2 separate regions of the Homo sapiens genome follow, and region 2 is linked to region 1. A link is a loop called in an ENCODE intact Hi-C map of the cell type or tissue named here. Cell type or tissue: spleen. All regions are shown on one strand. Links, peaks and the distances in the headings refer to the core of each region. The heading gives the core; the rest is flanking DNA.

Region 1 (12,713 bases), core at 1,887-9,886:
GTGACCCACCAGTGACATAGGGAAATTGTGCAGATGGGACTGTCCTTGCTCCAGAGAAGCAGCTGCAGACACCTGAGCCAGGCCTCTTTGTGGCCAACAGCTTTCCAGTAGGTCAACTCTTAGTCCTATTTGCTCCCAGGAAAGAACAAATAAAAAACTCCCTCCGTACCTTTTTTCTGGCACCCAATCTTTCCCCATTCCTTTCTCAATATTTTTCCCTTGCCAACACAAGCTATTGTTCAATCAAGTTGACTGTTTTAATACAACTATTTTTAAAAATCATGGTAACCATTCTTACACAGAATTAAATACATCTACAATGTTGTGTAATCATTACCATTATCAATACCCTAAACCTTTTCATTTTCCTATACTGAAACTCTGTACTCATTAAACAATAACTCCCCCTTCCCTCCCAGCCTCTGTCAACCACCATTCTACTAGTCTTTGCTCTCTGAAGTTCACTTCTCGATACCTCATATAAATAGAATCATGTAGTATCTGTCTTTTGGTGACTGGCTCATTTTAATTAGCATAATGTCCTCCAGGTTCATTCAAGGCATAGCCTGTATCAGAATTTCCTTTCTTTTTTAGGCTGAATAATATTCCACTGTACGTAAATACCCTATTTGGTTTATTCATTTATCCAATGATAGACACTTGGGTTGCTTCTATCTTTTGACTACTGTGAATAATGCTCCTATGAACACGGGTGTACAAGTAACTGTTCAAGACTGCTTTCAATTCTTTGGGGAAAACACTCAGAAGTGAAATTGCTGGGCCATAGTGTCATCTCATTCAGCTTTTTGAAGAAATGTCACTGCCTTCCACAGCAGCTGTGCCATAGCTTTTTTCATGGCAATGAGTTTTTCTCTTTTTCTTTTACCGCCACAAAACTACCAAACCTGAAGGTATATTTGTTCACAAAGTACCAATCTTCTTTTTAAATCTCGGAAAGGCCCTCGTTGAGACTGGTAACTCTCTACCAGGGGACATTTGAAAGGCAAAAAGTTCTCAAGTTCTGGTATCAATTGCTAGTAACGACGTGATGCCACATCGCTGAATCTTAGATTCTTCATCTGTCACAGGGGCATGGTGTGGAAAAATGTACTATAAACTGGAAATTATAAGAAAATTTTATGTTCTACTTTTTATATCTCTGTACTATTTTAATTGTTTTGTTAGTTTTCAATTAGAAATGAAAACAAATGTTTAAAGTTATTTTTCTAATTAAGTCAGATTGTTTTCAAATAATTCTATTCTTCATGCAAAAAGAAAGGTAAGCTTTCATATTTTCCAAAATATAAAATTATCTTATCCATATTAATCATAAGTAACCAGCCTCCCACTTACCTTTAATTTTCACATATTGCATTTCTGGATTAACACACACAGCAAGGTTACTAGGTAGAGTCCAGGGAGTGGTTGTCCAAGCAACTAAAGATACAGTTTCATCTTCTTCCAAAGGGAAAGTTACAAATACTGAAGGATCTTGAACATCCTGAAATAAATTGAGGTAAAGTATTGTTTTAGAAATCCACAATAACAGACACCTAAGAAAAAGGAACTACTCCTAAAGAGGAATAAAATAAATCTTCAGGGTAAACCGAAGAAACCACTTACCAGACTTACAAACAGAAAATAGCAAGAAATTCCAAGTAAAAAAATTTTTAAATACTTTAAAAAATGTTTTAATCATCACCTTAGTAGTCTCAAAAATAATGTCTTTTGACACCTGGTGACTTTTTTTTTTTTTTTTTTAGATGGAGTCTCACTGTGTCACTAGGCTGGAGTGCTGTGGTACAATCTTGGCTCACTGCAGCCCCTGCCTCCTGGGTTCAAGTGATTCTTGTGCCTCAGCCTCCCGAGTAGCTGGGATTATAGGTGCGTGTCACCACACGTGGCTAATTTTTGTATTTTTAGTAGAGATGGGGTTATTCCATGTTGGTTAGGCTGGTCTCAAACTCCTGACCGCAGGTGATCCTCCCACCTCAGCCTCCCAAAGTGCTGGGATTACAGGCGTGAGTCACCATGCCTGGCCTCTGGTAACTTTTTAAAGTAATGTCTAAGTAGGAACATATGATGGAGGTTTCAGTATTATGATTATCTATTTTGTAAGTCCATCAAGAGTTAGATCAAAAAGATAACTGTTCTGGAATATGGTTATCTTTTTGCCCAAAATACCAAAAAGATCCTACTGAAGCAACACATACTTGAAATTGTAACAGACCCATATAAATTCAGCTCATTAAATAAGAACAAGATTGTCTCCAACTTTACGGAAATGTTTCAACACAAAAATATCAAGGATTTAAAAATAAATAGCTCTAAGGTAGGAAAAAAAAAATCAATCCCCAACAAAAACCAACTGCAATTTAAATAAAGTGACACGAGAGCCATTAGTCACATGTAAAACATCAGACAAACTTGAAATAAGAGACACTACTATTGGCCTGTACCTCCTCAAATATGTCAGTATTATGAGGCATAAAGAGACTAAAGAGCTCTTTAAGATTAAAGAAGGCTGGAGACATACCACTGCATGAAGCACACAATGTAGGTCTTTTTTGTTTTTCTTTCCTTCTTTTTTTCTTGTTAACTATAAAGGACACTGCTGGGACAAGCAGAACCCAATAAGATCTACACATGAGGTAATACAGCATCAATGTTAATTTTCTAACTCCAGTTATTTCAAACAATGTTACTGATTTTAGGAAATATATAGTTTTTAGAGGAAAAGGGCCATAATTCCTGCAACTTACTCTCAAAGGGTACTGTGCCCCACTCCCATAAAAAGAGAGAAGGATAAAGCAAATGTGGTAAAAGGTTAACATTTAGGGAATCTAGTTGAAGGATATAAAGAACTCTCCGCTTTTCTGTGAGTTTGAAACTACATCAAAATTAATTTTTTTCTTTTCTTTTTTTTTTGAGATGGAATCTCACTCTGTCACCCAAGCTGGAGTGCAGTGACGTGATCTCAGCTCACTGCAACCCCCACCTCCCAGGTTCAAGCATTCTCCTGCCTCGGTTTCCTGAATAGCTGGGACTACAGGTGTGCACCACCATGCCCAGCTAATTTTTGTAAAAAATTAAAATTTTTTAGCACGGTGGCTCATGCCTATAATCCTGGCACTTTGGGAGGCCAAGGCAGGAGGATCGCACAAGCTCTGGAGTTTGAGACCAGCTGGGGCAATATGGTGAGATCCCATCTCTACAAAGATAAAAAAATTTTCTGGGCATGGTGATGCACATCTGTGGTCTCAGCTGCTCAGGAGGGTGAGGCTGGAGGATCACTTGAACCCAGGAGGTCAAGGCTGCAGTGAGCTGTGTTTGCACCATTGCATTCCAGCCTAGGTGACAGACTGAAATCCCTTCTCTAAAAATAAATAAATAAAAGTTTTAAGCCAATACATATATATGTATACTTACATATATACATACACACACATATATATATATATATATATATTTTTTTTTTTTGAGACAGAGTCTAACTCTGTCACCCAGGCTGGAGTGCAGTAGCACACTTTCGGCTCACTGCAACCTCAACTTCCTGGGCTCATGTCATTCTCTTACTTCAGCCTGTGGAGTAGTTGGAACTAAAGGTTCACGCCACCACGCCCAGCTAATTTTTGTAATTTTAGTAGAGATGGGGTTTTGTCATGTTGCCCAGGTCGGCCTCCAAAAGTGCGAGGATTTCAGGTGTGAGCCACTGTGCTTGGTCAAGTCAAAAAAATTTTAAAAACCCTTGGTTAACAATCAATATACAGACCGCGTAGAATAGAGGTCAGCAAACCATGGCCCCTGGGCCAAATCTGGCTCATCACTTGTTTCATACAGTGGGTGAGTTAAGAATGGTGACAAAATTGAGAACACTTTGCCTGAAAAGCCTAAAATATTTAATTTGCAGAGGAAAGTTTCCCAACCTCAGTATTAGAACTAAAAATTAAGTATACTCTGTGACTCACCTGGGCGTGGTGGCTCACGCCTGTAAAAATACCCGCACTTTGGGAGGCTGAGGCAGGTGGATCAACTGAGGTAAGGAGTTCAAGACCAGCCTGGCCAACATGGCGAAACCCTGTCTCTACTAAAAATACAAAACTTAGCTGGGCATGCTGGCGGGCACCCGTAATCCCAGCTACTCGGGAGGCTGAGGCAGGAGAATTGCTTGAACCTGGGAGGAGGGTGCAATGAGCCAAGATCACACCACTGTACTTCAGCCTGGGCATCAGAGTGAGACTCCGTCTCAAAAAAATAAAAATTAAAACAAAGTATACTCTGACTCGATAATTCCACTACTTGTTATATAACCAACTGAAACGTGTACAAGACCTAAAAGACAACAGTCACCATGTGTTTAAGTCTTGGTAGATCCTGATTTAAAAAAATAAATAAATAAAAATAAAATATAACCCCTTGGGAAATGATTAAACCATTAGAAATATGAACTGATGATGTTCAGGAATTACATAATTTGAGAATATTAAAATAAAAACTATTAAAGGTGGCTAGGTGCAGTGGCTGACACCTGTAATCCCAGCACTTTGGGAGGCCAAGGCGGGTGGACTGCTTGAGCCCAAGAGTTCAAGACCAGCCCAGGCAACATGGTGAAACCACTCCTATAGAAACACATAAATTAGCCAGGTATGGTGGTATGTTCCTGTAGTCCCAGCTACTCAGGGGGCTGAAAGGGGAGATCACTTGAGCCCGGGAGGTCAAGGCTGTGGTTAGCCGAGATCGTGCCACTGCACTCTAGCCTGGGTGACATAGCGAGATCCTATCTCAAAAACAACAACAACAACAAAAAGGTAACTGCTGATGACTTTTTAAGGTGTGACAACGAATGCTAACATGGCAATGTTTAAAGAAGATAAAGATTATTTATGAAAGATCTATACTGGATTATTTCTTGATGAAATAATATGATATCTGGAATTTGTTTCAGAATTGGAAGGAAAGTGGGAAAGAATATGTGTATGAATGAGGCAAGATTAGCCAGTCATTGGTGCTGGGGGCCTTAATGGGCCTACAGAAATTAATTATACCATTCTGTTTACTTTTGCATGTCCCTGAAACTGTCCACATTCAAGTGTTTTAAAAAACAACCAAACAGGCCGGGCGCAATGGCTCACAACTGTAATTCCAACACTTTGGGAGGCCAAGGTGGGTGGATCGCAAGGTCAGGAGTTCAAGACCAGCCTGGCCAAAATGGTGAAACCCTGTCTCTACTAAAAATGCGTGGTGGTGGGCACCTGTAAACCCAGCTACTCCAGAGGCTGAGGCAAAGAACTGCTTGAATCGGGTAGGTGGAGGTTGCAGGGAGCCAAGATCGCGCCACTGCACTCTAGCCTGGGCGACAGAGCAAGACTCTGACTCAAACAAACAAACAAACAAAAACCAAATATAGCAATATATTAAGATTTGACAAAGGTAAGCCTTGGAAACCTTGTGTTTACCATATCATTCTCTACATTGTTAAGTGCTTAAAATATTTTACTAAAAAAATACAAACATGAGCACAGAGAGGTGGTAAGGAGATAATAGAAATCATCATACCTGCCTTACAAGGATTTACAAAGATCAATCAAACAGGATATGTGAAAGCATTCTATAAATAAAACGTGCTTTGAAAGGCAAATTTTACTAATGTAATTTTCAAACCTAGGCCATGAAACAAGAATTCCAAACAAGTCAACATCCTTTAAAAACAGAGGGTCAGATAAACTCTCAAAACTGAAAACAACTCAGTATACACACGAGAAGAGATGGTTCACATTTCAGAAGACTTACTAGTATATAATATCTGTCTAGATATGGTATAACAATACACTCTGTAAACATCAAACATGTCTAAACACCTCAATCATAGCAACAACAACAACTGATTCTATCTCATCAGAGGAAAAATAATACCATTTGGCATCTCAAATTAATTTTTTTCCAAATACCGTTAACAAATAAATGATATCATGAGGTCCCAGATAAGGCATAAAATTACTCAACCCTTAAGAAACGATGACTACAGGAAGTATGTCAAAGCTGGACTTGTTAACCCAACAGAGAGGCACAAAAATATGGTCAAAACAAGCAAAACCTATCACATTAAGACACATCATAAATCCAATGTGGAAAAAAAATCCCTCATCTTAACAGAGCCTTAGTATACTAACTGGCAATATTTCCAGCACTCAGTAAGAAGTGGTCAAAGTGGTGGATGTCGTGGGCAACATTCCACACTGGGTCTACTTGGGAATACCTACTGTGATCATAACTACTCAGCTTCCACCTACAAAACTCAATGCTGAATAATGTCTCTACATTTCACGTACCTTATAATTCTGGTGTGACTCGAAGTTGGAAAGTGGAGTGTTACATGCCGTAGAGAAGGGCATGACTTTCACACCTCTATAAACAAGGCCTTTATCATAGAGTTGTTTGAAGACCCACCTGGTAAGAGATGGAGTTTCACAATTACAGAACAAAATTCTATTTCTGAAAATGCAAACATTTATGCCATTTTCTTTTTAGAGTTTCTGTCTGCCAAATAAGTGAAAAAACAATGTCTTTCATTGGGAGACTGGCTGGTAAATTATAACAGATCAATATAGTAAGACATCAGGCAGACATTAAAATGCTAATATCTACTGATATCGAATGATATTTAACACATAATGTTAAGAAAAGCAACTGGCAGGCTGGGCGCAGTGGCTCACGTCTGTAATCGTAGCACTTTGAGAGATCAAGGTGGATGGATCACCTAGGTCAGAAGTTCGAGACCACCCTGGCCAACAAGGTGAAACCCCATCTCTACTAAAAAGACAAAAATTAGCCAAGCATGGTGGCGGGCGCCTGTAATCCCAGCTACTTGGGAGGCTGAAGCAAGAGAATCGCTTGAACCTGAGAGGCGGAGGTTGCAGTGGGCCAAGACTGTGCCACTGCCCTCCAGCCTGGGCAACTGAGCGAGACTCAGTCTCAAAAAAATAAAAATAAAAGTTCTACATTCAAAAACAAACCTGTTCCCAAAGATTTTCAGAGAAATAACGATGGACTCAAAAATAAACTGATTCATGCTAGTGCATTTTTCCAATTATCAATACAACAGAATAGAATATTTACCATATTTACAATTTTAAATAAACCTACCAGACTGATTCCATGAATTGTGGATACAGAGTTTTATAGTCATTGTCAAAGTCAATCCATCGGCCAAGTCTGCTAACAGTAGACTTTAAAATATTAATATTAGAACAGTATTAGACAATGATATTTATAATTGTACATCAATGTGTGTTTATTTCTGTTGTCATCACAAATGAAAATTTTGGGAAAACAGAATAATCAATGGTACAAGTAAATCTATACTGCCAACAACATATTATGTAAGGTTAAGAACCAGTTTTCTCGGCATTCATCCTACATGCACAAAATGTTATTTACAAGTATAAATATTCACTTATAAAAGTCTACCAAAACCACCACTTGGCAAATATCACAGGCATAATTATTACTGGCAAAAACCATCCATGGATGTTAAAATTAATAAGTGAATGTATGACAAAAAAAAGAATATTTGGAAAGAATCTCCCCACAAGATACTTATTAATTACAAAGGAAAAACTACAACTTTACAAAGCAGAAAGCTGACAGCACTTTAACCAAGTGAACAAAGTTATCACCATCAATGTGACATAGCCGCAACACATGCCACCTGATATAATGCATTGAGAAGGGCATAGCATCACTTCTGTGGCATTGTCACCAAAAATGCATAACCTAAATTAAATCAGGAAACCTCACACATTGAGAGACATTATAGAAAATAGCTGTTCTGCAATCTTCAAAAGTGAGAAGGCCATGAAATACAAAGGACTAAATAAATGTTCCATACTTAAGAAGACTAAAAAGACATGACAACCAAATGCAATATGTGATTGGTCAGAAATAAAAATTAATGGGGCAACTGCTTTTGAAAATTCTATTAATATTATGGTTACCGAAGATGTTAGCAGCTGGGAAAGATGGATGAAGGATATAGGGGAACCCATCATACTACTTTTTCAATTGTTTAATAAGTCAAATTATTTCAAAATGAAAAGTTAAAAAAATTGAAAAAAGTATTTGAGAAAAAAAGAAAAGGCCTATATATCATGTTATACTTATTAGAATTTTTCCCTATTGGTGATCATGCAAGAAAGTTAGACCAATTAAGCACACAGAAGTCAGAAGAGAGATGGTTCAGTTTAAGCTAACCGTTTAAGTAATAGGGTTGAAGGTGGAAGCTAACACTTTTTCTACAAAAAATAAATTAATAAAAAAAGCACAAGGGACCATAAACCATTTCAATGCCCATTTAGTAACTACATTTGCTGTTCATTCTACTGAAAAAAACCCAACATACCTTCCACTCAGCAGAATATCTCATCACAATTGCTCGGCACTGATTGTTATACTCTGTAATCCCCATTTTGGCCACATCCTCTGGTCCTCTGATTCCCAGTGTCTTATCAATTTCATATTCCTGAAAATTTGTGATAAGACTGTTACCACGCTGCCCTATGAAAACAACTGCAACTATGCAACTCTAGAAAACAAAACAAATCAAACTACAAATATTATAGAAATGAACTAGAAGGTCTGACAGTCAACGTTCATCATACTTGAACATATTATATGACAAAATCTAATGCTTATAAAAAAAATCAGAAAATTATAAAGCTGGATACTCAAACATACCACAGGTAAGCCATGGCAATCCCATCCAAATCTTCTGTCAACATGAAACCCACTCTGGTGAGCATATCTTGTAACTATATCTTTAATTGTACCCGCAAGTATATGTCCATAGTGAGGCAGTCCAGTTGCAAAAGGAGGACCATCATAGAAGGTAAATCTAACAGGTAATAAAAATATATCAAGCCATTTAAAAACAGCCAAAATTTAAGGCATTTTTCTATAGATAGCTCTTGTCATAGTGGAGTCTTCAAGGAGAAAAGCAGCAAGATCAGGAAACCGACAGACATAATTGATTTGATATTTACTGGTGGTCCTGCCTTCAGAAAGGCTACAATTGTGGTAGAGCTACAGAGACCTCCATTTGATTATCCATTTTTCATTTATTAGTTCCATGACATAAGGCAAATTATTTATCCTGATCTTGAGTTATCTCATCAGTAAAATAGGGCAATAAACCCCTATCTCATAGTTTTTGACCAGAGGAGACATATAATGAAAACACTGATTAAAGGACTAGTCTTTTAGGTGAATGAGGACTAAAGGCAGGTAGTACTATAGTAGCCTTCTATGGGGTACTTAGGTATAAGTGCCTAAACGAGGGTGGTGATGAAAATAAAGGTGGAAAGAGGGTGACACGGAGGATGACACATAAATTTTACTCAGATGACCTTTTAAAGAAACAAAATTTACCCCAATAATTGAGAACTCATTCATTCAATGTATATCTACTACTGAGTACCCACTACATAGGGAGCTGGGGGATTCTGGGAATAGAAAGATTAATAAAGAGTATCTGCTTTAGGCCGCGCGTGATGGCTCACACTTGTAATCCCAGCACTTTGAGAGGCCGAGGTGGGTGGATCACTTGAGGTCAGGAGTCCGAGACCAGCCTGGGCAACATGGTGAAACCCCGTCTCTACTAAAACACAAGAATTAGCTGGTGTGATGGCGGGCACCTGTAATCCCAGCTACTCGGGAGGCTGAGGCAGGAGAATCACTTGCATCCGGGAGGCAGAGGTAGCAGTGAGCAGAGATTGCACCACTGCCCTCCAGCCTGGATGACAGTGCGAGACTCCATCTCAAAAAAAAAAAAAAAAAAAAAGTATCTGCTTTAATGGAATTCAGTCTAAGAAATGACTATTCTTAAGGGAACTTAACCTAAAAAATTCACATACTTTGGTTTATGTTTTGATTGCTTTAAGCATTCCTGAAAACAATTAAATTCAGTCCAAAACTCCAAGATTTTCTCTTCTTCAGCAGGAAAATTTATGTTTTCTGGAACTTGTTGAAGCATTTTGTTGCTGCAAAAGAAATCAAATTTATTACTGTCAAAAGAGAAATCTAGGAATAACAGAGTACCATATTATTAACATGGGTGTACATGACACTATCCATACTTTTAAAAAATTACAGCTTTATTGATGTACAATTTACATAGTGTAATGTAAAAAGTGTACAATTCAGTGGCTTTTTAGTATATTTACAAGGTAGTATAACTAGTAATACCTAATTTCAAAACGTTTTCAACCTCCCCTCCCCACCAAAACACCCCAAAACCATTAGCAGTCACTCCCCATTCTTTCTTCTCCATAGCCAGTGGCAACGATTTATCTTCTTTCTGTCCCTGCAGATTTACCTATTCTGGACATTTCATATAAATGGGAAAATTTATAGGAATCATCTATATGTGGCCTATTGCATCTGGTTTCCTTTCTCTAGCATGTTTTCAAGGCTCATCCATGATGTAATATGTATTCATACTTCATTACTTTTGATAGCTGAATAGTATTCCATTTCATGAATATGCCACATTTTGTTTATCCATTCATCATTTCTTGGATACCTGTATTGTTTCCACTTTTTGGTTATTACGAATAACGCTGCTATGAACATTCACATACAAAATTTTGTGTGGATCTATGTTTTCATTTCTCTTGGGTTTGTAGCTAGAAGTAGAATTTCTGGGTCACATGATAATTCTGTATTTAACTTTTTGAGAAAATGCCAAAATTTTTCCAAAGTGACTGTACTATTTTACATTCCCTCAGCAGTGAATGAGGATTCTAATTTCTTCAGATCTTACCCAACACATCTTATTGTCCATCTTTGAATTACAGTCATTCTAGGAGATGTTAAGTAGTATCTTGTGGTTTTGATTTGCATTTCCCTAAGGACTAATGATGCTGAGCATCTTTCCACATGCTTATTGGCCATTTGCGTATCCACGTTGGATAGATATTTATCCTTTGCCTATTTTCTAATTGGGCTCTTTTTGTGGTTGGGTTTTAAGGGTTATGTATACATCCTGGATACAAATCCTTTATCAGATATATGATTTATAAAAAATTTCTCCTGTTCTGTGGGCCGTCTTTTTATTTTCTTGATGGCATTTTTTGAAGCACAAAGATTTTTCATTTTAATGATGCCCAATTTGTCAATTTTTGGTTTTGCTGCTTGAGCTTTTGGTGTCATCAATAAACCATTACCTAAACAAGGTTATAGATTTTTCGCTTACATTTAGGCCACAAATAATTTTATTTTCGTATATGGTGTGAGGGAGGGGTACATGGCTATTATTTAATATTCAGTAATGGTAGAGACAATGTTTCCAAAAGTAAGCAGGAAAATCTTGGAAATTCTATCTAGTGGTGCAAAAAACTCATTAATAATCTGAAGAAAAATATCTCAAAGTAGTTAAGAATTTTCTTACCTACACTCACATGACAGAAATCAGTTCTCTTGAAGTAACTTCATCTTCTCTTTGAGGAAAACTGGTAAAACTTAAAAAATCTTAAAGCTAAAAAGATGAGAATCTCACATTCAAATATAGATTCCAGTTTTCCATTTTACCCTTTTTATTGCTTATTCATGATTTTTATGAAGGATGAGCCCTATACCTTTCTGGTTTAGTCCCTAATGAGAGAAGTCTTAAAGTGTCTTTTTAAATGTTTTGCTAATAACCTCATGCAGAGATACTTGATCAATCTATGACTTAAGTATCTAGTGAGCCACCCTTGAGACCTTTCCTTCTCAAAGTCTATTTATATTTACTTAACAATTCTAACAAGGTGGGTGACGAGCTTTCCAAGTCAGTATCAGATCAGAAGGGGATAAAATTGCTAATAAGGGAACAACAGAGAAGATAAAAAATCTTAAGTACTCAAGAACCACAACAGACCAGGGTAATCAACTCTACAGGAAAAGACACCTACATACCTCAAACAGTTTTGAAAGCATCAAAAGCATCATAGTCTAATCAAGTTATTGATTCAAGTTATCATTTAAAAAAAAGTCTGTGACAAGTAGTATCTTTCATTTTCTTTTACCCTCATTAATTTTTCAGATGTGTGAGTGCCTCTGAGTTTAATTTAAGAAAAAACAGGACAAGAACAGTTGGGCTGTTTAACTAACTGAAATAGCTATTTCTGATCACAGTATGCCATTAAAAGGTATTAAACAGAAGGTTTAAGGCATTTTAGATCTTCAACTCTTATTATAACCTCTAGCCTTTCAAGGACCAAAATAAGTGTTTGTGCATTTACTGATTTATTTAGGTTCATTGTGTACCTTATCAGAGGCCAACTGAAACTTATGGGATTGTTATCTGAAGACTAACAGACCTTTAGATACCAACACATTCTAATCTCTTCAAGGCTGGTCCTACTATGGCCCACATCTATGGGAGCTTATTAGAGATGCAGACTTACCAGCCTCACCTCGCACCTACGAGTCAGAACCTGCATTTTAACAAGATCCCTAGGGGATGAGCATTCACATCAAAGTCTGAACATCACCACTCTTGCACTGTTCTAACAATTATTCAGGAATATCTATCTGAATTTTTATTTTTGAGAAAATAAGATTTAAGCTTTCTGAGAAGAGGATCATTCCTTTTTTTTTTTTTTTTTTGAGACAGTGGCTCACTCTGTCACCTAGGCTGGAGTGCAGTGGCACAATCATGGCTCACTGCAGCCTTGACC
Region 2 (12,713 bases), core at 3,028-11,027, 150 kb before region 1:
TGTCTCTACTAAAATACAAAAAATTAGCTGGATGTGGTGGTGTGTGCCTGTAGTCCCAGCTACTCCGGAGGCTGAGGAATGAGAATCACTTGAACCTAGGAGGCGGAGGTTGCAGTGAGCCGAGATTGCACCACTGCATTCCATCCTGGGCAACAGAGAGAGACCCTGTCTCAAAACAAAAAAACAAAAAACAAAAAACTACCTGAGACTGGACAGTTTATTTAAAAATGTTTAATTGACTCATTTCCACAGGCTGTACAGGAGGCATGGCTGGGGAGGGCTCAGGAAATTTACAATCATGGCCGAAGGTGAAGGGGAAGCAAGCACATCTTCACATGGTGACGGGAGAGAGAAAGCGAAGAGGGAAGTGCTACACACTTTCAAACAACCAGATCTCGTGAGAACTCACTATCACGAGAACAGCAAGGGGGAAATCCACCCCCATGATCCGATGACCTCCCACCACATCCCTCTCCCAACATTAGGGGTTACAATTCAACAAGAGATTTGGATGGGGACACAGAGCCAAACCATATCACTGGTAAAAGGTCATCATATTAGGTCATTTTCTTCTATGTCAGTATTCCTTCTATGTCAGTGGGAGAATTGCAATGCCTTTTCTTATTGGCAATATGTTGTGAGTATTTATCTTGACTTGGGCCATATTATCAACCTCTTACTTCTTGGTATTTTCCTTCCCATTATCTCAACACTATGAACTCCTCCCGTATTCTGTATTGAAGGAAATTTATTTTTTTGTAGTCCAACTAACTTCCTTTATTTTTATTATGGTAAAATATACCTAAAATTTACCATTTTGATTTTTTTTTTTTTTGAGACGAGTCTTGCTTTGTCACCCAGGCTGGAGTACGGTGGCATGATCATAGCTCACTGTAACCTCAAAAATGTCAAACTTCTGGACATAAGCAGTTTTCCCTGTGTCAGACCCCTGAGTATCTCGAACTATAGACATATGTCACCACAGCCAGCTAAATTTTTTTTTTTTTTTTTTGTAGAGACAGGGTCTTGCTATGTTGCCTAGGCTGGTCTCAAACTCCTGACCAAAAGTAATCCTCCTGCCTAAGCCTCCCAAAGTGCTGGAATTACAAGTGCGAACCACTGGGTCAGCCTTTTTGTTGTGTCTTTTTCTGGTTTTGTTATCAGGGTAATATTGGCCTCTTAGAATGAATCTGAAAGCATTCCCTCCTCTTTGATTTTTTGGAATAGTTTGAATAGGACTGGTATTAGATCGTCTTTAAATGTTTGGTAGAATTCAGCAGTGAAGTTATCAGATCCTGGGCTTTCCTTTGATAGGAGACTTTTTTTATTATAGGCTTCAATCTTGTTACTTGTTACGGGTCTATTTGAGTTGTGGATTTCTTCATGGTTCAATCTTTGTAGGTTGTATGTGTCTAAGAATTTATCCATTTTTTATATGCTTCTCAATTTATTGGCATAGAGCTTATGCCTCTAGTGATCGTTGAATTTCTGGGGTTTATTTGTAATGTCTCCTGTTTCTCTCTGATTTTATTTATTTGGTTCTTCTCTCCTTTTTTTCTTAATCTGGCTAAAAGTTTGTAGATTTTGTTTTTCTTTTCAAAACTCCAACTTTTTTATCTTGTATATTATTTGTCTCAATTTTATTTATTTCTGCTTGATCTTTATTATTTCTTTTCTTCTAATTTTGGGTTTGGTTTGCTCTTACTTTTCTAGTTCTTTGACAGGGTTTCACTCTGTCACCCAGCCTGGAGTGCAGTGGCACAATCTCCGTTCACTGCAACCTCCGCCTCCCAGGCTCAAGCAATCCTCCCACCTCAGCCTCCCAAGTAGCTGAGACTACAGGTGTGCACCACCATGCTTGGCTATTTTTTGTAGAGATGGAGTTTCACCATGTTGCCCAGGCTGGTCTCAAACTCCTCAGCTCAAGCAATCCACCCGCCTTGGCCTCCCAAAGTTTTGGAATGACAGGCATGAGCCACCACACCCGGCCATGCTTTTCTAGCTTTTTAGATGCATTGTTAGGTTGTTTAATTGAAGTTTTCTACTTTTTTGATGTAAGCATTTATTCTAATAAACTTTTATCTTAGCACTGCTTTTGTTGTATACCATAGGTTTCGTTCTGTTGTGTTTTCATTTCCATTTCTTTCAAGAAATTTTTAAATTTTCTTCTTAATTTCTTCATTGACCCAGTGGTTGTTCAGAAGCATGTTGTCAAATTTCCATGTGATTCTATTTTTTTTTTTTGTTTTGAGATGGAGTCTCCCTCTGGTGCCCAGGCTGGAGTGCAGGGGGTCAATCTTGGGTCACTGCAACCTCTGCCTCCCAGGTTCAAGCGATTTTCCTGCCTCAGCCTCCTGAGTAGCTGGGATTACAGGCACATGTCACCATGTCCAGCTAATTTTTGTATTTTTAGTAGAGACGAGGTTTCACCATGTTGGCCAGGATGGTCTCAAACTCCTGACCTCAAGTGATGCACCCACCTCACACTCCCAAAGTGCTGGGATTATAGGTGTGAGTGCCCGGCCAATATCTCTACTTTCCAAAGTTCTGCTTGTTATTGATTTTTAGTTGTATTCCATTGTGATCAGAAAAATTACTTGCTATTATTTGAATTTTTAAAACTTTGTTAAGATTTGTGGCATAACATATGGTCTGTCTCTGAAAATATTTCATGTGCTGAGGAGAATAATGTGTATTCTGTGGCTGTTGAATTAACTATTCTGTAAATGTCTATTAGGTCCATTTGGTCTATCATGCAGATTAAGTCTGATAAGGGTTTTTGTTGTTGTTGTTGTTGATGATTGTCTGTCTAGATTTTCTATGCAATGCTGAAAGTGGAGTGTCAAAGTCCCCAGCTGTTATTGTATTGGGAACTCTCTCTCTTTAATCCTAATAGTATTTGCTTTATCTATCTGGGTGTTCCAGCACTGGGTACATTAATGTTTACAATTATTATAACCTCTTGTTGAATTGACCCCTTTATCATCATATAATGACCTTCCTTGTCTCTTTTCACAGGTTTTGACTTAAAAATCTATTTTATCTGAAATACATATAGCTATTCCTGCTCTTTTTGGGGGTGTTTCATTTGCATGGAATGTCTTTTTCCATCCCTGCATTTTCAGTCTATGTGTGTCTTTATAGGTGAAGAGAGTTTCTTGTAGGCAGCATATAATTGTGTCTTTTAAAAATTTATTCAGCCACTCTATGTCTTTTAATTTGTAGAACTTAGTACATTGACATTCAATGTAATTATTGATAGGTAAGAACTTACTGCTGCCATTCTGTTAATTTTTTCTGGTTGTTTTGTTGGTCCTCTTCCTTTCTTACTTCCTTTCTGTCTTCCTTTTAAGTGATTTTCCCTGGTAATATGTTTTAATTTCTTGTTTTTTATTTCTTGTGTATCTATTCTAGGTCTTTGCTTTGTGGTTATTATAAGGGTTGCTAGTAACAGCTTATAACTAGTTATTTTAAACTGATGAAAACTTAACACTGAGTAGAAAAAAGGAAAAAAAGCAAACAAGCAAAGAGAAAACTCAAAAAAAAAAAACTCTACAGTGTTACTCCATCTTCCCTTGCCTCAATGGCTGTTTTTTTGCCTTTTTTTGGGGGGAGGGTTTCTCTAATTATATCTTTTTATATCATCTATCTCTTAAGAAACTGTCGTTTTTATTATTATTAGTTTGAGGTCAAGTCTCACTCTGTCGCTCAGGCTGGAGTTCAGTGGTCTGATCTCAGCTCACCGCAACCTCCGCCTCCTGGGTTCCAGCGATTCTCATGCCTCAGCCTCCTGAGTAGTGGGGATTACAGGTGTGCAACACCATGCCTGGCTAATTTTTGTATTTTTAGTACAGATGGGGTTTTGCCATATTGGGCAGGCTCACCTCAAACTCCTGACCTCAAGTGACCCACCCACCTCGCCTCCCATGTTGTCATTATTATTATCATTTTTTTTTCTTTTTTGAGATGGAGTCTCACTCTGTCACCCAGGCTGGAGTGCAGTGGCATGATCTCGGCTCACTACAGGCTCCACCTCCTGGGTTAACGCCATTCTCCTGCCTCGGCCTCCCATATAGCTGGGACTACAGGCACCCACCACCATGCCCGCCTAATTTTTTGTATTTTTAGTAGAGATGGGGTTTCACCGTGTTAGCCAGGATGGTCTTGATCTCCTGACCTCGTGATCCACCCACCTCAGCCTCCCAGAGTGCTGGGATTACAGGTGTGAGCCACCACACCTGGCCGTCATTATTGTTTTTGATAGATTTGTCTTTTAGTCTTCCTACTAATGATATGAGTGGTTTAAATAATGCAATTACAGTATTAGGCTATTCTGTATTTGTCTGTGTACTTAAGTTTACCAGTGTGTTTTATATCTTCAGTTGCTTTCTTGTTACTCATTAATGCCCTTTTCTTTCATATTGAAGAACTTCTTGTAAAACAGGTCTGGTGTTGACAAAATCCCTTAGCTTTTGTTGTCTGAGAAAGTCTTTATTTCTTCTTATGTTGAAGGATAATTTTGCTGGGTATAATATTCTAGTCCAAAGTTTTTCTTCCTTTGATACTTTGAATGTCATTCTATTTCCTCAGGCTGGTAAGGTTACCACTGAGAAGTCTGCTGCCAAGTGTGTTGGAGCTCCTTTTTATGTTATTTGCTTCTTTTCTCTTGCTGCTTTTAGGATCCTTTCTTTATCTTTGACCTTTGAGAGTTTGCTTATTGTATACTTTGAGGTAATTTTATTTGGCTTGAATATTCTAAGTATTCTTGATCTTCATGTTCCTAGGTATTCATGTCTTTCTCTAAGTTTGGAAGGTTCTCTGTTATTGTTTATTTGAATAAACTTTCTACCCCAGTCTCTCCATCTACGTCCTATTTAAGACCAGTAGTTACTAGACTTGCCCTTTTGAGTTTATTTTCTAGATCTTGTAATAGTGCTTCCTTCTCTTTTATTTATTTTTGCTTTTTTCTCCTTGGACTGTGTGCTTTCATATAACCTGTCTTTTAATCTACTGATTCATTCTGCCACTTGATCAATTCTACTGTTGAGAGATTATGATTCATTTTTCAGATTGTCAATTGAGTTTCTAAGCCCCAGAATTTCTGCTAGATTCTCACTCTGTTGCCCAGGCTGGCGTGCAATGGTGCAATCTCAGCTCACTTCAACCTCTGCCTCCCAGGTTCAAGCAATTCTCCTGTCTCAGCATTCTGAGTAGCTGGGACTACAGGCATGCACCACCACACCCAGCTAATTTTTTGTATTTTTAGTAGAGATAGGGTTTCTACTAAACCCCATGTTGGCCAGGCTGGTGTGGAACTCCTGACCTCAAGTAATCCGCCCACCTTAGCCTCCCAAAGTGATGGGATTACAGGCGTGCACCACTGTGCCTGGCCTCTGCTTGATTTTTAAATGTTAATTCTTCATTAAATTAATCTGATAGAATTCTGAATTCCTAGTCTGTGTTATCTTGAAGTTGTTGGGCTTCCTCAAGATGGGTATTTTGAATTCTCTGTCTGAGTGGTCATATAATTTAATCACTCCAGAATTGGTCACTGGTGCCTTATTTAGTCCATTTGGTGAGATCATGTTTTCCTGGATGCTCTTGATTCTTGTGGATGTTCAATGATATCTGAGCATTGAAGAGTTAGGTATTTATTTCAATCTTTGTAGTCTGGAGTGTTTGTATCCATCCTTTTTGAGAAGGCTTTCAGTAATTGAAATGGGATTGAGTGTTGTTACATAAGCCTGTGGTCGTTGTGGCCTCAGGCAGAACTATGAGGCCAAGAGTGCTCATGCGCACCAGGCTTTCTTTTTGAAATTCGAGGTGAGGCCTTTACCACCCGTGAGCTCAGAGGAGGGAAGACTGGGACCTGTCTGAAGGTCTGGAGGGAACTCCCAGTTGCACACTTGCCCCCACTGCCCCTTTCCTGGCATGGGGTGAGATCGGTCTACTTCAGCAACCAGTGCCTGCCCTTGATCCCTGCAGGAGCTGAAGGAGGTGAGCAAGGAGCAGCCCAGACTGGAGGCTGAGTACCCTGCCAACACCACCAAGAACTGTTAACCACATGTGCTACCCTGTGAGTGCTGGGGGCAGGAAAGGAGGCATGGCAGAGGGCTAGGGCTTGGCATGGGAGCAGGGGGCTTCATGTGCCCAACCCTGAATGCACAGCTTTCACTCTCTGCAGATGACCACTCCAGGGTCAGGCTGACCCAGCTGGAGGGAGAGCCTCATTCTGACTACATCAATGCCAACTTGGTCCCAGTAAGGGCCACCGGTGAGGCTGTCCATGGGATCTGGGATCTGCTCGGGAGATGGGCTGGTTTGCAGGCCACACTTGCCTTCATTAGCTGTAACAGCTCTCTAGGAGATCACCAGCTTGGGCTTCATGAGCTCAATCCAGCAGGTGTCTAGCAAGGGTCTACTGTGTGCTGGGCTCTGTGCTGGGCCTGCAGGAGGCAGAGCTGTTAGCCACATTCCCCACCTTCAAAGGAGCATGTAGGCATGTGTGTGACATTCACCACACACTGTGACAAGGGCTGTAATAGAGGAAAAAACACTACTCAGGGCACATGGAGGAAGGGGAAATTTCATCCACCTGAGGAATCAAGAAAGGCTTCCCAGAGGAGGGGACATTTGATTTATTGAAGGATGAGTAACATTTTGATAAGTGATGAAAGAGGGAAGGACATTCTGTTGACTGGAAGAAGCAGCCAGAGAACAGCCAGGCAGTAACGTTCAGGCAGTGTGTGAGAGTGTGTGTGTGTGTGTGTGTGTGTGTGTGTGTGTGTGTGTGTGTGGTGGGGGGTGCGTAGGGGTGAGGGAGTGGGGAGGTGCTGGGTGGTGGGAGATGTAATGGGAAAGATAGCCTGGGGCTGAATGGGCTGAATGAAGGAGGGCTTGATTGTTAGGCTGAGGGCTTTGGACTCTATTTGGTGGGCAATTGGGAGCCATAGAAGATTTTTGAGCATGGAAGAAACGCAGTTTGGTTTTAGGAAGGTAACTCTGGGTGGGTGAAGAGGGTGGCCTAGATGGGCTATTTAACTCATGTCAGTATCTTGTTTTCATTGGGGTTTTTCTTGTCCCTTTGGGGTGGGACAGGGACGGGGGTGATGTCTCTGAAGTCAGCCCTTCTGGTTTGCATTCTGGGTGCACACGTGTTCTTGTGTGTGCACACATGTAGGTGTGTGCACAGCATCCTCACTCCTGGAGGTCAAATGTTGGAAATCTGCTGTGTGCTTGACACCAAGCATTGCCCGTTAACCATGTTCCTGATCTCTGCCTCCTACACCCCAGGGCTACACCCGCCCACAGGAGTTCATTGCCTCTCAGGGGCCTCTCAAGAAAACACTGGAGAACTTCTGGCGGCTGGTGCGGGAGCAGCAGGTCCGCATCATCATCATGCCGACCATCAGCATGGAGAACGGGAGGGTGAGTGCGCCTTGCAGGCTCCTAGAAAGGCCACCAGGTGGCGCACGTTCTCCTTGTGGGGATGGCCCCGTTGGCATCTTCCCGTGGGAAGGCGGGGCAGACTGGAGTGAGGCCAATCAGGCCTGGAGGGTAGTGGACCCACCTCCCACCCAGACCTGGGATGGGGAGGCAGTGGGAGGAAACAGGTATGTAAACTCCCAGCTTGGCTTTGTTTCTACGGGCTTCTTGCCCTGGGCAGAGAAGGCATCAAGGGGTAGGGACTGCCCAGGGCCGGTGTCAAAGGTACCATCAGGGATCCTTCCTTTCGATAAGCCTGGCAGATGCAGGGCCCTAGGACATGCAGAGAGGCTGCCGAGTCTGTCCTCTTGCTGGAGCAGTGAGCCCAGGGCCGCTGGCCGCGGAATAAGGGCTGTTCTGTTTGGCACAGGAACCTTGTGGCTGACTCAGAATCCTGAGAGTCATGAGAGGTCTGAGGGCAAGGGTGCCGGAGCCCAGGCAAGGGAGAGCAGCTCCTGGAGGAGGAAGCCTTGGAGCTGGGTCATTACAGAGAGCAGAATCCCAGCAGGGTGGCAGGGACCAGAAAGGTGGGCAGGGAGGGGTGGGACTGAGTAAAGCAGGGGGCGGCAGTGATAGGGCTGGGCCCACAGCCGCCCTTCCCCTCTCCAACCTTCTGGTCCCAGGTGCTGTGTGAGCATTACTGGCTGACCGACTCTACCCCGGACACCCATGGTCACATCACCATCCACCTCCTAGCTGAGGAGCCTGAGGATGAGTGGACCAAGCGGGAATTCCAGCTGCAGCACGTGCGTGCCCCAAGGATGAGGGGATGGGACAGGCATTAGAGCTGAGACCCCTGAGAAGGTTGCCTCACTTCCTGGGTCCCTGGAGCCCTCTCTTTCGGAGGACCACAAGTACTCAGTCACCACCCAGGGAAGAGTGTGTTAGGGAAGGGGTAGAGAGGCACAGAGAAGATTAAGGGTTTATCTGAGGCTGCACAGTGAGGGAAAGGAAGAACAGGAGAGACATGATGGTTCCTGACCTCCCCCATGCCAGCTCAGGGCTCTTGCCTCACCCCATGCCCCCTGTGCCCATCTTCCTTCCCAGATTGTGCACCCCTGGGGCAGGAAAGCCAGAGACCCGAATCACTTCTCTGCCCAGGCACCCTCTATATGCAGAGGTTACCCAGGAGGCTAGAGAAGGACCTGAGGGCTCAGGAAGCATCCTGATGGGGGAGACATAGCTGCCACCCTCAAGGAACAGTTGGTCTGCATCATCCCTGCCCTTAGGCAGCTGGGGAAGAAAGTGTGAGATCTGGGCCATGGGAACCTGGAGTTAGGAAGATAAGGAGCAGCAGCAGGGCCCCTCTGCCCCCTTGTCCCCTTCCCACCCCCTTCTTAGGTTGTCCAGCAACATCAACGGAGGGTGGAGCAACTGCAGTTCACCACCTGATCCGACCACAGCATCCTTGAGGCTCCCAGCTCCCTGCTCGCCTTTATGGAGCTGGTACAGTAGCAGGCAAGGGCCACCCAGGGCGTGGGACCCATCCTGGTGCACTGCAGGTGACAGCAGGTGAGTGCATAGGGTGGAGAGCCCCCTGCCTGGCCTGGGGGCATGGAGGGCTCTTGGACTGTGGGGAGAGCTGGGGACATGGGCAGCCTCTTCACCCATTCAGCTCCTCAGGGGCTGTCCCTGCGGTGTGGGCATGGGCCGGACAGGCACCTTCGTGGCCCTGTCGAGGCTGCTGCAGCAGCTGGAGGAGGAGCAGATGGTAGACGTGTTCCATGCTGTGTATGCACTCCGGATGCACCAGCCCCTCATGATCCAGACCCTGGTGAGGGCCCTGCAGGCTGGGCTGGGCAGCTGGGACCCTGAAGGAGTGGGAGGGAGGTGGGTGGCCACAGGGCTACAGGAGGGACCAGGAAAGAGAGCTCATGGGGCACACAGAAGACCTTGGGGAGAGGGTTTCAGACACATCACCATCCTACCTGGGCTGTGCTTTCTATTCTGTGAAAGGGGAGGTGGGACAGGATCCTGTCAGCTTTGACACCATGGGACGGTGGAGGGAAGGTTTCTCAGTGGCTCCCTCTGCCCTCCTACCTGATCCCTGCCTTGCTGGTCAGGGCCTGAAAAATCTCCCTGCAGGCCCCCCTCGCTCCTCGCTGAGCAGCCTGATGCCTTTTCCCCTGGCAGAGCCAGTACGTCTTCCTGCACAGCTGCCTACTGAACAAGATTCTGGAAGGACCCTTCAACATCTCTGAGTAAGTCCCAGCTTCCCTGTGCCTCCCACAGGCAGGCTCCCTGCTCCTGTTCGTGGGCAGAGCTGAGCGGACTAGAACGGGGAGCTGGGGAACCTTGAGTGCCTTCTCCCTCTCCAACCCCCCCACCAGGTCTTGGCCCATCTCTGTGACGGACCTCCCGCAGGCGTGTGCCAAGAGGGCAGCCAGTGCCAATGCTGGCTTCTTGAAGGAGTACGAGGTACACTTCAGGCCGGGAAGTGGGTGACAGCCAAGGGCAGCCTTCCGCTGCTGAGCCAACCCTGCAGTGAGACCTCCCAGCCTCAGGGCACCCATCTCCTTCCCAGCTCTTGCTGTAGGCCATCAAGGACGAGGCTGGCTTTTCCGCACCCCCGCCTGGCTATGAGCAGGACAGCCCCGTCTCCTGTGAGTCTCACTGTGGACCCTGTGGAGGGGCAGGGGGCCAGCGTGGGCTGGGGACCTCTGGCAGCTTCACCCTCACTGTCTTCCCTCAGATGACCGTTCTCAGGGGCAGTTTTCTCCGGTGGAGGAGAGCCCCCCTGACGACATGCCCGAAGCCTGGCTCTTCCCTGTGAGATGATGCTGGTTTTGCCACTGTTTCCTGCCCTCTCTGACCACCTGTACTTCCCGGGCTGGGGCTGCTGGGGGCTCCCAGAGTTGTGGACTGGGCAGGGGGCACCTTCAGTCTCTGGAAGCCAATGATCTGTGCTCTGCAGGGTGGGCCCTCTGGCCGTGATCATACGGTGCTGACTGGCCCCGCAGGGCCAAAGGAGCTCTGGGAGCTGGTGTGGCAGCACAGGGCTCATGTGCTTGTCTCTCTTTGCCCACCCAATGTCATGGAGAAGGTGACAGAGCAGAGGACAGAGGAAGGGAGGCTCAGGAGTTAGGGGTGAGGATGGAGGCGGGTAGTTTGTGGTGCTGTCTGTGACCAGGGCAGGGGCAGAGATCTCAGGAAGTTGCCTGAGCAGCCCTAACTTGGTCCCAGCCATAGGAATTCTGGCCAACGGAGATGCAGCCCGTAGTCACAGACATGGTGACGGTGCACTGGGTGGCTGAGAGCAGCACAGCAGGCTGGTTCTGTACCCTCCTCAGGGTCACACATGTAGGTGCTGGGGCCACAGGGCATGGGGTGGTGCATGGGGAAGAGTCCTGTGTGGGCTTCCTCTGCCCTCTCCAGCACCAATGCTGATCATGTCTTTGCCACAGGGGGAGAGCAGGAAGGAAAGGGAGGTGCAGAGACTGCAATTTCCATACCTGGAGCCTGGGCATGAGCTGCCCGCCACCACCCTGCTGCCCTTCCTGGCTGCTGTGGGCCAGTGCTGCTCTCGGGGCAACAACAAGAAGCCGGGCACACTGCTCAGCCACTCCAAGTGTTGTTGGACAATGGTCTTGGGGGAGTGGACAATGGTCTTGGGGGAGCGGACACTGGAAGCCCCTCCCTGCCCTTCTGGCATAGCCTCAGATCTCCCTGGGCTCTGCTTGGGTTATGGGTCAAAAGGACACAGTCTCACAATGCCCCTGTCTTCTCCACACCCTACCCTGTCCTCAGGAATATGGTGGGAATTTACCGCCTCCCTCCCTAGGTCCAGGCTGGCCGGCTGACCAAGTGTCCGGTGTCCCTTCTCAGTCCCTGCGCCCAGGTTGGGTTTTCCCACATCCGTGGACACCCCCGCCACACCCCCTTTAGGTACCTCATCCACCTCTAGGTCAGTTGCAGCAAGGGTGCAACCCAGCTGGGCACCTTCCTGGCCATGGAGCAGCTGCTGCAGCAGGCAGGGTCTGAGTGCACCGTGGATATCTTTAACGTGGCCCTGCAGCAGTCTCAGGCCTGTGGCCTTATGACCCCAACACTGGTGAGAGGCGACCAGGGGCGACCGGGCTGGCGTGGGGGCTCAGCTGTGGGAAGGGGCGGGGGGATGAGGGAGCTTCTGCCCAGGCCTCTAGGCAGCACCACCCGGGTAGCCACCAGGTGGCGCTGTGGACCGCTGTGCGTTCTCCCAGATGGAGCCCTAGGGGTTGGGGGACACAAGGGAGCCTTTTTCTGTTAGATTGGGGCAGGCGGGGCGAGCCTCCTAACCCTATGTCCATCTCCAGAAGCAGTATGTCTACCTCTACAACTGTCTGAACAGCGCGCTGGCAGACGGGCTGCCCTGAGTCAGCACTGGTCACGGTGCAGGAGAGGTTTGTGCCCTGTGGGATGGGGACAGCATTCCTGACACATCCACGTGGGCCTGGGCTCCCTGGAAGGGCGGCCTCCACTGGGCCCTGTGCTGGGAAGGTACAGGGTCTTGGAATAAAGACCTGTGGCCAAGCCTGAAGCTCAGTGTGTTCTGTCTGTCCATCCTCAGGCCTGGGCCCAGCGTGTGGGTCTCGTGGGCAAACATGGAGCCGGGATGGAAGCTAGGACCTGGAGTCTGGTTGAACTTGGTGACCTATGGCCCCTATGCTGTTGGTTTTTCCCCTGAAGCAATCCTCTCCCTGCTAATCCTCCAGTTTCTAAATTTCCTCAGACTTTGGTCTCTCCACGTCTAGTTTCCTGTGGTGCTAAGCCCTGGATTCAGAATCACAGCTCCAAATTGTTTGTCCTCTGCCTCATCACCCTGTACGCACCATGCTGTATGCAGTAGGGTTTATCCTGTTTCCCACTTCCCTTCTCCTGCCATCCCCAGCCTTCTCTACCTGCCAGAGCCCCCAGGGGCCACCCTCAGCCCCCACCAGGATGGAGGTGCCAGAGCTACCCTGTTACTCGGAAGGCAGGTGCTGGAGGCACCCCTCAGGCGGAGGTGCCAAGTTTTCCCTGCTCCTTCTCTGTCTCCTTCTTCCTCCCCTCTACATAAGAGGTGGGGGAGAAAGCAGGGAAGGCATATGGAGAAAGGAAAAACCAGGAGGAGCAGCAGAGACCAGAAAAGAGGGTGGGGAGGCAGCTGTCTGTCCCACACACTGTAGGACTGCACTGCATACCATGTGCATGATTGCTGGTGGCCACATGAGCTCCTGCCTGCTTCCCTGGTCAGGCTGGGAGTTTCCAGG

Evidence for each region. A loop is a pair of places that touch in the nucleus more often than their neighbours do. Peaks named below come from ENCODE experiments on the same cell type or tissue, not always from the same donor. Only the 100,000 strongest peaks of a DNase experiment are listed, where the experiment ranks them.
Region 2: it touches region 1 in a loop (4-fold over the local background); 30 of 110 quality-filtered maps call a loop at or near these places.

What each region holds. Positions count from the first base shown.
Region 1 is chr9:92,279,393-92,292,105 of GRCh38, forward strand. IARS1 (isoleucyl-tRNA synthetase 1) reads right to left here. Exons shown (of 34, transcript NM_002161.6): 2 at 9,909-10,034; 3 at 8,734-8,890; 4 at 8,399-8,518; 5 at 7,144-7,226; 6 at 6,330-6,447; 7 at 1,354-1,501. The coding sequence starts at 10,027. Among named protein-coding and RNA genes, the nearest start is that of MIR3651, 6.8 kb to the right of the region's middle. In spleen, for the core only: no CTCF peak of the experiment used is centred there; no DNase peak of the experiment used is centred there.
Region 2 is chr9:92,126,635-92,139,347 of GRCh38, forward strand. It overlaps the pseudogene LOC100128076. Among named protein-coding and RNA genes, the nearest start is that of LINC00475, 8.5 kb to the right of the region's middle. RefSeq lists enhancers at 7,269-7,900, 7,505-7,744. In spleen, for the core only: a CTCF peak has its summit at 7,437 (motif pointing right); a DNase peak (open chromatin) is centred at 7,467; H3K4me3 peaks cover 801 bases; H3K27me3 peaks cover 5,055 bases.